2 separate regions of the Homo sapiens genome follow, and region 2 is linked to region 1. Evidence: chromatin contacts called from ENCODE Hi-C data. All regions are on one chromosome and are shown on one strand. The core of a region is the stretch at or near the end of the contact, and the rest is flanking DNA. Distances in the headings are between cores, read along the strand shown.

Evidence for each region. A loop is a pair of places that touch in the nucleus more often than their neighbours do. Pooled maps may share reads with other maps.
Region 2: a loop to region 1 is called in a map of endothelial cell of umbilical vein, with 4 times the contacts of the local background. The contact joins two enhancer-like sites. A Hi-C loop is called at or near these places in 3 of 168 maps with a recorded cell type or tissue (Caco-2, endothelial cell of umbilical vein and naive thymus-derived CD4-positive, alpha-beta T cell), 7 of 37 single-sample maps with no recorded cell type and 10 of 50 pooled maps.

Annotation. Positions count from the first base shown.
Region 1 is chr15:60,580,296-60,585,727 of GRCh38, reverse strand. The region is part of intron 2 of RORA (RAR related orphan receptor A); the gene reads left to right. All of the region lies in intron 3 of RORA-AS1 (RORA antisense RNA 1), which reads right to left. Among named protein-coding and RNA genes, the nearest start is that of RORA-AS2, 99 kb to the left of the region's middle. RefSeq lists enhancers at 640-689, 4,348-5,174. Within about 2 kb of position 1,632, at least 5 of the 41 ENCODE cell types and tissues checked have a DNase peak (open chromatin) inside an H3K27ac peak, as active enhancers do.
Region 2 is chr15:61,167,257-61,172,697 of GRCh38, reverse strand. All of the region lies in intron 1 of RORA (RAR related orphan receptor A), which reads left to right. Among named protein-coding and RNA genes, the nearest start is that of RORA, 59 kb to the left of the region's middle. Within about 2 kb of position 2,622, at least 3 of the 41 ENCODE cell types and tissues checked have a DNase peak (open chromatin) inside an H3K27ac peak, as active enhancers do.

The DNA of each region.
Region 1 (5,432 bases), core at 383-2,882:
TTGCTGTTTGGCTCAATATTAAATTTAAGTGAAATTTGGTTTGTGAGTCAACAATTGTTATGACATTTTTAGTAATCCTCGTATTTTTTTAAGTTTCAAACTCCATTCTAATTCCCAACCCTTGAATATCTTTTAAAAAGAGGTCGTCATTTGATGAGCTAAATTCAGCGTTTCCCCTTTTTAAATCTAGAGCTTTTCTTTTTCAAAAATGATAAACATTTAGTAAAAAAGTAAACTACAGTAGCTTTTGGGGGGTAATAAAACAATTTTAAACATGGATGAAAAAAACTATTAACCCCTTGGTTTCTGAAGATTTATGGTTAGATCATTTGGTTCACTTAAGTATATACAGTTTGCCTAAAAAATAAGATAGAGGATATGTCAGAAACTCTGCATGAGGTAGCGACAAGCATTCATTTGCATATTTTTTAGGATAAATAGATAATACAAGTGGATTGTGGATTTGGATTTTGGTGTTATAACAAGTGTGAAACAATGGTAAAACAATCTGATTTCTGTGTCGGAATCTGAGGAATGAATATAGATCTTCCTATTTGCTTAAATGTTATTTGTTCCTGGTGCTACACAGAGGTATAAGAATGCACGTTTATATGAATTTTGCATTGCTGAAGAAGTCAAAGCTGATCTGAGCTAGAATAACCAGGGTAATAATAATGACAAATAATCACCAGGCTTGTAAAGGATAATAGTGCTTACGTGTTCCTATTAGAAAGATGAAATTGCAGCGTTTCATGAAAAAGAAGAAAAAAAATAAAAAGCAAGGAAAAACTGCTGTTTAAACCTTTCTATCATAGAAATAAGGCAGTGGTTCAGAAGTGAAGACTTGTGGTTAAGTTTCAGATCAGTTATTGAAGCCAACCGTTTTACAAACTGCGCCACCCAGAAGTGTGATTTTTTTTCACCACATGAGAAGTATTCTCTTTTTCACAGAATGTTATTTTCATTTTTCGGTTGTTGGAAAGGTTTTTTTTCTCCTTCTTTTTATTTGTTCATCTCACTTCAAATCTTCTGTAGAACAGTGGGTGAAAATAAGTAAATAAATTTGTTTCAGCAAATACTTAAGTGCCTATTGTGTGCTAGGTAATTCAGGTACCACCTTTGTGCTTTTATAATAGGAGCTGAGACACCTTCCTCCCAATCAAGTGTCTTAAGCCATGAATCAGCATTTAAAAAATGCACTGAGAAGTTGGCAGCCACACTTAGTCAGAGAAGGCTGCTTTATGGCTGTTGGACTTACACATTTGCATTTGCTATAAGCTACATGCCATTTAAAACAAAGGAGATTTCTGTGACATGCCAAACAATGCAATGAAATGTTAATGTAACTGGATAAAGTCAAACCCTATACTTATGGATGAACATGATTTGCTTCCACATAAGCCATAAGTTAGCTCTAAAATCCTGCCTGAAACAGTGGTTCTGAAACTGTAGAGTAGAACCCATACTCCAGAGAGTCTTAAGAAGGCGGATCCCTGGGTCTCACACAGAGTTTGATTCTGTCAGTCTGGGGTGAGGCCCACGAAGGCATGTATTTACACAGCATCTCAGATGTTTCTGATGCAACTGGTCCTTAGGCCTCACTTTGTGAAGCTCTCTGTTCTAGCCTGTCAGAGCCAGGTGGACCGCAGAGTCCTCCAGTCCTCTAGTGGTTCCCAAATGTCATTGATCTTCACAGTCATCTGGGAAGCATTTAAAAAATAAATGCCTTTCTCCAGCAACACCTGCACAGATCCTGCTTCCAAAAGCCTAGGAGGGGAGGCCAAGGAATCTTCTTTTGTAAAAGATCCTCTTGTGAGGATAAGACAGGTTTGGGAACCACTGCTCGGGGCTAACCCTTTCCTCTTACTCACGAGGAAAGGGAATCTCAGAAAGGTAAATTATATTAAGGTAACCATTCACTTCTCTTTAGTTCACTCCCTTCAGCATGGAAGAGGTGCCAGATGTGAGCAATTTCTGGCATTGTTATTAACACACTTGAAATATTTTTCTGTTAACTTTGGCCTTGCTATCAACCAGCATGCAGAAGCAAGTGGGCAGACTGTTCCCTCAAATCTCTTACCCCAAGTGGCCCAAACAGGAGAGAACCCTGAGGCTGTTTTGGTGCTGGAGGCTGCTGTGAGACTTTTCAAATACTGTACTCCTTTTCGTCATAAAGCCTTGTCCAGAAGCCCCAGCCTCTGCATGTGACATAGACACAATGTATTTTAGCCTTCACTGTGTGCCTGGGCTGGGTCTTGCCAATACTGTGACCACTTAGCAGGAGCAGGCTAAGAGTCTTACTGCAGAAGTCAAGGCCAACTCAGTGGAAACAGTGATGTCTTTTCAAGGTTGCTTTATTCAGCGACAAAGTAAAGGTTTCAGTGCCCTGGAAGCTGATCAGTGCTTCCTGTTTAGCACATGGCCTTTCTCAGGCACTGAGCATCTGGTGTGTATCTGCCAGTGTCCAGGCTCTGGAGGTGACATCCAAACAGGGGAGACCAAATGCTGCCTTCGTGCAGCTTAGATTCTAGTCTGGTGGGATAGATGAAAGTAGACTTCCTCTGGCTGGTGTGGAGAAGGACTACCTGCCTGCTTCCACACTGCGACACCAGCCCCCTTTTTCTTTTGAAAATGCTGGTGTAGTATCTATCTCATTATTGTGGCAGATGTGATGCTGGCGGCCGAGGGGACAGCAGTGATCATGTCAGTCTCTGGTCTCTGTGAGTGTACATTCTGGTGGGAGAGGTAGGTAATACTTAAGTAAACATATCAATGAACTAGATAAATGCAGATAATAACAACAGCTAGGCCAATGTAAAAACAGTATAATGGTTTAGAAATGCTTATGGCCTCATGGGTCAACATCAGGGAACTGAATCAAAAAATTTTCCCAACTGATGGTGAACATTTTGCAATAGACCTCACAGGTCATCTGCTCCCAACCTGGTCTGCGTATTAATCTATCTAAAGAGTTTTTAAAAGATATATAAGCCCAGGCTGTGCTCTTACAGATTTCTGATTTTACTGGTCCCAAGGTGTAGAGCTCAAGTATTGCTACATTTTTAAAGATAACTCAGATAATTCTGGTTGAGAAACCTCTGAAGCCCAACACCCTCACTTTGTACATGAGTCACCCTGTCCGCAGTGTAGCAAAACAATGTTGAGTAGTGGAAACCCCCCTACATAGGGTGGGGGAAGATGAAGATATGGGTTATTGTCCCAGATCTGCGATGCAATAATTGTCAGGTTAAACCTCAGTTGTTCACTTTCCCTGTTTTTAAAGTTAAAGGGTTGGACTTGGTAGTCACCAAGATCTTTTCCATCTCTACCGTTCTATGAAAGTGTTTCTATTAAAACAGAAACATGCTCTAGTTTCTTGTTTGAGACTTGGGAGAGGCAAACAAATGCCTCCTACTTTCCTTATTCCCTGTCTCTACCCTTAATTGCTATAGGTCCTTCTATCAGCTAATCAGTTCCTTTTGGAAGTGAAAATTTAAGACAGAAAGAGGTAATTACTTTATGCTATTTAAATAAATTTAAGAACAAGCAAGTTTTCATTAATATTAATAATAAATATGCCCAGATTTAGTTCTAGTAAATTACAGTCATACCTTATTTATCAAATTGTAGCCTAAAGCTTTTTCCGTTTTTGATGGTTGATTTAAAACCAAGGGGCGGGGGCAGTTGTTTAAAAATGGAAACCATGGAGTAGCCTTAACCATTGCGTACCACAGTAATTTTATTCTTTACCAAATATTCCAAGCCAGGAACCCAAAGAAATTGAGTCTCTCCCAATGTATCGTCTGCAGTTTATTAGCAAGCAGAAACAATGTATCTCTTGTGATGCCATCTTATTTTATAAAAAAGAAAAACAGAACTAAGCTCCAGCATGAAAAAATATCATTTAACTTCCTAATTTGAGACCTGGCATCTTTAAAAACTTGGATTTCATTGAAACATTTATTCAAAAAGACAGCAGTTCATTATAAACCAGCATGGTGTGATGTAAGCACCTTAAGTTTATTTCCTTGTGTGGAATTTCCCAGTGGGGTTTGATAATATTCAGCAGTTTCAGAAGCGATAAAGGAGTTTGAAAAGAAAATCTGATGGGAGCTGGTAAATGAAATTAGAGCCATATCTTTTTCAACAGAGATCTTTAAAGATTTGCATACCGCCTATTTTGTATATATCTAAGAAATTGTACCTCCATTGCATTCACAGCCACGTTTGCCCTAGACACAAGATTATGAAAAATCCTCCTCCTCTTAAGTTGCATCCGTAACATCAAGCAACTTTTGAAAATGATATTGTTTAACAAAACAATTGGTTTGATAGAAATCCATTTCAAAAGCAATGTTTCTACCACAAGCAAAATCTCGTAAAACAGAAGCATTTTGTTTCCACTATTGCAGAGAAACAAAGTTGTTTAAGATGAGTTAAGATGTCTCAGGGTTTTGGCAGTCTTTCTAAGCCCCCTGCTGCTGTTACGTTCAGAATCCCTTTTGAAGTGGCCTGGAAGTTTCTATGCAATTTCAGTGGCTGCTTAGGGGAAATATTGGCTAAACTGCTCATTTCGACTGTTAAGATGGATCGAGTGTTTTCAGAATGTTTTCGTTTGCTAGAAATATGTTTTGCACTGGGGCTTCTCTTGTTGAAGAAGGTTGGTTACCAGCCATCTGAAGATGCCTCAGGGTGTTTACAGAAAATGTGGGTGCTGTAGTTATATTTGAGCACAGCCCTCCCCCAACAAAGATAGTGTGGTAATCAGCAGGAATGTGAAAACATGTATTTAAGGATTGATGCTTGTAAAAGAGGCGCTGTAAAGAAACATGGTTGTTCAGATGTAAGAAATGACTGACAGCTCTCTTTGTAGGCATGCTAGTAACAATAAAGTCTAGAAGTTCAACATCAAAGCGATCACAGCTTACTCCACCAGTGACTTGCACATCAAAGAGGGAGCACAAGACAAAGGAAGTGCACTGAGGTATGTTTCTGCCTCATAGCCAGATCCTCAGGGGGAGCTCCCAGAGCTCCTTTCATGAATGCATAGTGATTTTTGCAGATCAGCGTCTTCATTTCATAAATGACCAGGAATATAAAAGCAGGGCAAATGAACGCCATAATTGCTGGCATCACTTTAAGTTTGGTTCGGAAAGATTCATCACAGGAGCGATTGGTCTCTCTGGTTTCCTTGAGTAGTGAATTCTATACCAGTGTGGGCAACTCTAACTTCACCTAATGTAGTACAGGGAATTATTCACAAAATAAGAGAAAACAAAGTGGATACATTTCAAATTGGTGGATTGGAATTATGCTTGAGAACATAAAACTGGACCTAAGTTAGTGCAGTATGCCTCTTTTTTCTTTCCTGTTGATTGCTTAATTTTTTGAGATTAACCTTGTGGGTGGATGTCTGCTGAATCAGGTGTGCA
Region 2 (5,441 bases), core at 1,373-3,872, 590 kb before region 1:
TACTTTGGGCGATTTTCCCATTGTACTGGTTATATTGCCAAGAAGTTAAAAATAGTGGTGATAAGCAGTCTCTGAATTGGTCCCTCCTGAGGTGGCAAGGGTCAACTGAAAGTAGGATCATTCCTCCGGGGCCCTGAGACCTATCCCCCTTGAACTCTGTTTTGAGAGCCCCTGGTGGAGCATCTGTGGGCTGCTGTCCTGGGATCTGCATATACTACCTGAGTTTCCCTCCTGTCTTATCAATTCCTCAGACTTGTTCTTGGCCTCTGTTAAGCCAACCGATTTTAGATGGCCTCATCCTTTAAATATGCTATTTATAACCACTAATTTATGTTTTCATGATACTTCATGTAGCAGCTGGCCTTTGTGCCACCGTAAGAAAGGAATAATGAAATACGTGGTATTTATATGGGTGGCTATAGTGTTTGTCATTTCGTATATGGATTGCTATTGTAGGAAGCATGAAAAATTGCAAAGGGTATTTTTTTCTCTTAAAGATAAGCTCCAGTGTATTAAATATTCATCTGCTGTGTAAGGACACTATACCATTTTTTTTTGTTTCTTCATCCTTATTTTCTCATGGAAATATATTCAGATGTCTACAATATATATTGTTCTCATAAAATGCTTCTCACTGCAACTGGTCCCCTGAGCAAGACTTAACATCTTCATCAACAGCTGTTACAAAATATGCTAATGTGCATGCCCTTCAGCCTATAGGGTCACATCTAAATAACACCACTGAAGCACACTTGAGAACTTGAACCCTGGCAAGCCTTGACTTTGAGCTGCAGGGTGAGATGTTGAGGATCGGTGTCCCAAAGAACCTTTGCCCTTTTAAAGGCATCGTTCCTCTCCCCAGCTGCCTCATTTTCAAAGGCAACGTTTTGTGTCTTGCATTTTATTGTTTGGCTGAGCTGAAGATACAGGGAGGACAGATGACCCAGGCCTCTCTGCTAAAGATGTAGCCAGTAAAGCTAAGATTCCCAATGGGGGCCACCTCCAGGAGCAGTGGAGGAAAGTGAGCGATGTGTCATAGGTTATGGGGAGACTGCCCCTCTGCTGGGAATTATTAGTCAAGTAGGGCTAGCAGCTCTGCAGAAGTCCAGAAGTGGAGTGGGTGGGGACCAGTGAGTGTTAATACCCCACATCTGAGCAGTGTATTCTCCTTTAATAAATTTACTTCCGGATCCCTGCAGAGGGGTGGTTCTTAGGGTGTGGGCCTGGATTAGCAGAATCAGCATCACCTGGGTTCTTATTTGAAATGCAAATACAGACCTACTGAACTCTGGGGGTGGGGCCAACAGTCTGGCTTAGCAGGCTCTCCAGGTCATTGTGACACATGCCAGGGCTGAGAACCATTGCCCCAGAAGCACTTAGGCCTCTCATTGGGCTCTCCTGTTCCTAGCAAGATCACAAGGATGGCATAGCCCACCCACCGTGTGCCCCTGGATGGGTGTAGGGCTGTGGAGGACACCGGAGAAGCAAGAACTTGATTTCTGCCCTGAAAGCCAAGTGTGCCAGCTGCCCGTGGGGCAGGTCTGGTGTAGTTTTGATGATCAGAGTGAGTATGAGCCAGCATGTCGCCAAGTCCTGGAGCCTGGAAAGAGGGCGGGCTTAAATCAGACAATAGCAAATTCAAATCCTGCCTTTGCTAGTGACCAGCTGAACAATCTGACCAAATTGTGTAACCTAAGTCTTACTGTCGTCACCTGTAAAGTAAGGCGGTAACATCTACCAGAAACGACTATTGTGAGGAATGGAAAGTATGGTATCTAGAGGGTGCCCAGTAAACATTTGTTTTTAAAACGAAGAGTGAGGATATGAAACTGTAAAAGGATGTGTCTGTGCACTATCCAGCCCCAATTACGCTTCCATTTGCTTTCATTCAAGGTTGATCCAAATGGCTCTGCTTTACCTAACTAAGCATTAACAACCACTTCTCTTTTGACTGCTAGTGCTGGTATTGGTATATTGATATAATCATGGCTGTATATTTGGAGCACTTACAATGTGCCAGGATTGTGCTGAAAAATACACATATATGCTCTTTTTATATTTTCATAATGGTTTTATGAGAGAAGTATGGCAGGCAAAATAGCGAAGTCCATACCCCAATCCCTAGAGCCTGGCAATCTGTTACCTTGCATGGAAAGCGACCTTGCACATGCGATTCAGTTAGGACCTTGAGTTGGGAGATGATCCTGGATTAACTAGGCGAGCTCAGTGTAATTACAGGTCCTTATAAGAGGCGGGCAGGAGAGTCAGAGTGAAAGAAGGAGATTTAATGACAAAAGCACAGGACACACAAACAGGAAGAGAAAGATTTGAAGACGCTACACTGCTGGCTTTGAAAGTGGAAGAAAGGGCAAAGAGAATGCAGGTGGCCTGCAGAAAGTAGAAAACGCAAGAAAACAGATTTCTCCCTACAGCTTTCAGAAGAAATACAAGCCTGCCAACTCCTTGATTTGAAGACTTCTGACTTTCAGAACAGTTAGTAGATTTGTGTTGATTTAAGCCACTGCATTTATGGTAATTGATCACTGCAGCCACAGGAAACCAATACAGGAAGTCTTATGACTCAACCCACTTGACAAATGAGGAAACTGGGGATCAGCAAGGCACAGCAGCTCACCTTGGGTCACACAGCTAGGAGGCAGTGCAGAAGTAAACACACCCACATCCAATTCTAGTACACACGCTTAGAACTATTATGATGGACACGGTGCCTCTGGGAGTAGGTGTCCTGCAGAGTGAGGACTGCCTTCTGGGGGTTCTTTTCAATTTTACCATCCTGATAGGGTCAACAGAAAGGTCCACCCTGGGATGCTGCCCAAGGAACATCATACTTCCTGATGAAATCCAATGAATTTTTCTTCCCAGGTGCCCTGTACCAGGAATGTGAGCTGTTTCTTTTTTTTCTGAGGCCGTTTGTAAGGAAGACAGTTGCTGGGGGGTTTGAAGGAAAAACAGGAAGTGGCTTCAGCATCCAATGCAAATCAATCAACTGCTGGAAGAAGGGCCAAGAAAAGAAAGCTTTTTTTTTTTTTTTTTCATGAAAATGGAAAAACGAAACCAAGCCACAGACAACAATAAAGAAACATCAAGGCTAGAAAGGCTGGAGAAGGCCTCAGCATGGACTAGCTCCCTGCTGAAGCCGTGGTGTTTACGTCCCGTGTGAGGAGGAGGCAGAGAGGGGGTACCACTCTTCCTCTCACTTAACAAGGTTATCCTCTGCTGCCACAGAAGAGGAACCTGCAGAAGAGGAGGCAGAGCTGGCCACCAAGAGAGAAGCTGTAGGCAGAGGATACCAGGCAGAGAGGTATCATCGGGACCCCAAAGAGCCAAGCTCCAGATTGAAAGTATTTTTTAGCATCAACGTCAAGCCAGGGCCTTAAAAGACGCCAGACTTTTTTTTTTTTTTTCCAAGCTGTGTACAGGGCTGTAAGAGTGCAAGGCCCAGAATGGCAAGGGTTAAGGCGAAGGGAGGCTGGATTCCCCATTCAGTTCCACAGATGCCTGGCGTCTGCAGGGGACTTGGCATATGCTAGGGGATCCCTGGGGCCAGTCAGAGGAGTCAGGCCAGCCCTGCCTTCAGGAGTGTTCTTATGCTCTGGCAGGGGGAATACAGCAAGTTCCCAAGCTCCTTTAAGGTGAGATCCAGCAGGATGGAGGCACAGGAAGGTACAAAGAGTGGTGTGGCTTGGAGGGAGAAAGAAATCACATCAACTGAGTGGATAGAAATGAGTAATAATTGAGAGGTCACTCCAAGGCAGGTTCCAAGCTAGAAATGATCAGATGAGTGATCTCATTTAGGCTGTCAGAGACTTTGGGAGGTAAGCATTACACCCATGCAGCTTGGGCTCAGAGAGGTTAAACAACTTGCCCAAACACAGCTAGCACCTGCTAGAACTAGGACTGAATCTCGGTGTTTTGATTTCAAGCCCAGCATACTGTCCACCAGACTGAGCAGACTCCTGGTGAGGGGAACCATAAAACGCTTCATGTATCATTTAATGACAAGGAAAGATGTTCAAGAGAAATAGCTAAGTAGATAAGGCAGGTTATGTGATCTAGCGCTCATTAAGACACACGTTTTTATTTATCCTAAAAATATCAAGATTAATATATAATACAAGGGCCAGGCACAGTGGCTCACACCTGTAATCCCAGCACTTTGGGAGGCCGAGGTGGGCAGATAACTTGAGCTCAGGAGTTCGGGAACAGCCTGGCTAACATGGCGAAACCCTGTCTCTACTAATTACAAAATTACTATTTTGTAATTTTGTAAAAATACAAAAATTAGTTGGGCATGGTGGTGCATACCTGTAGTCTCACCTAGTAGGGAGGGTGAGGCAAGAGAATCGCTTGAACCCAGAAGGTGGAGGTTGCAGTGAGCCAAGATCACGCCACGGCACTCCAGCCTGGACAACAGAGCAAGACTCCGTCTCAAAATACATACACACACACACACACACACGCACGCACGCACGCGCGTGTATATATGTGTATATATGTAATGATTTACATATATATGTATATGTATGTATATATGTGTATATATGTATGTTTTTAATATATATTATATATATACATTACAAGTTTTCTACAGGAAACAACACTCAGCATATTCCTAAATACTAGTAGAACTCTGGGCTTTTACAACTGTTTGGTGGAGTTTTGTCTGAGCAAGTTTCCAGATGTTTTATAGGTGCCTGAAAAGGTAGGTGAACATCAGGGGATATCCCCAAGAGCAAATATACAGAAGCAAGAAATGTTAGAACCATCTTTGCATCTGTGTGAATGTGCAGGAAACATGCATTGAAGTGTGGCTGTAATACAGGGACTGTGTAGGAGAGTGGTGGGTGGGGTGGGACCACCTTGGAGGGTCCTGAATGCCACATTAAAAGATTTCGGTTCTACAGATTATGAAGGACCTAACCCAGAGGTGGTGGTTGAGATGCTGTATTAAAAGTAACACCTTAAATGTGGCAGGGGATTAAGTGAGATCTAAATTTGAAAGGTTGGTTTTCAACATAAGTGTGGGGAAAGCTCCCTGATGCCAACCTTGCTGGTCCTGAATTGTGGCACACTGTCACCACCTGGTGGTCACATAGCCAAATTGTAGGGCTAATGGATTTAGCCAGAGTCCTGGTTGTAGAGAAATTTCTTCATAAAAAAAAAAAAAAAAAAAAAAAAAAAAAAAAAAAAAAAATCCTGGTCAAATTATTTGCATCCTTTAAAGAGTTCTAAAGGCTTATAAATATCTGGATAAGGATCTCAATGTTTATTATTAACCTGAGTGTCTGTAATAATGTGGACACATTCTTTAAGTAACTCAAAATTGTTCAAACCTAGCAGACAAAGAACATTGTCATTTTCTGGACTATATGAATATCAGGATCCATCTGGAAGTTGAAAAGACTCAATAGCTTTGAGAT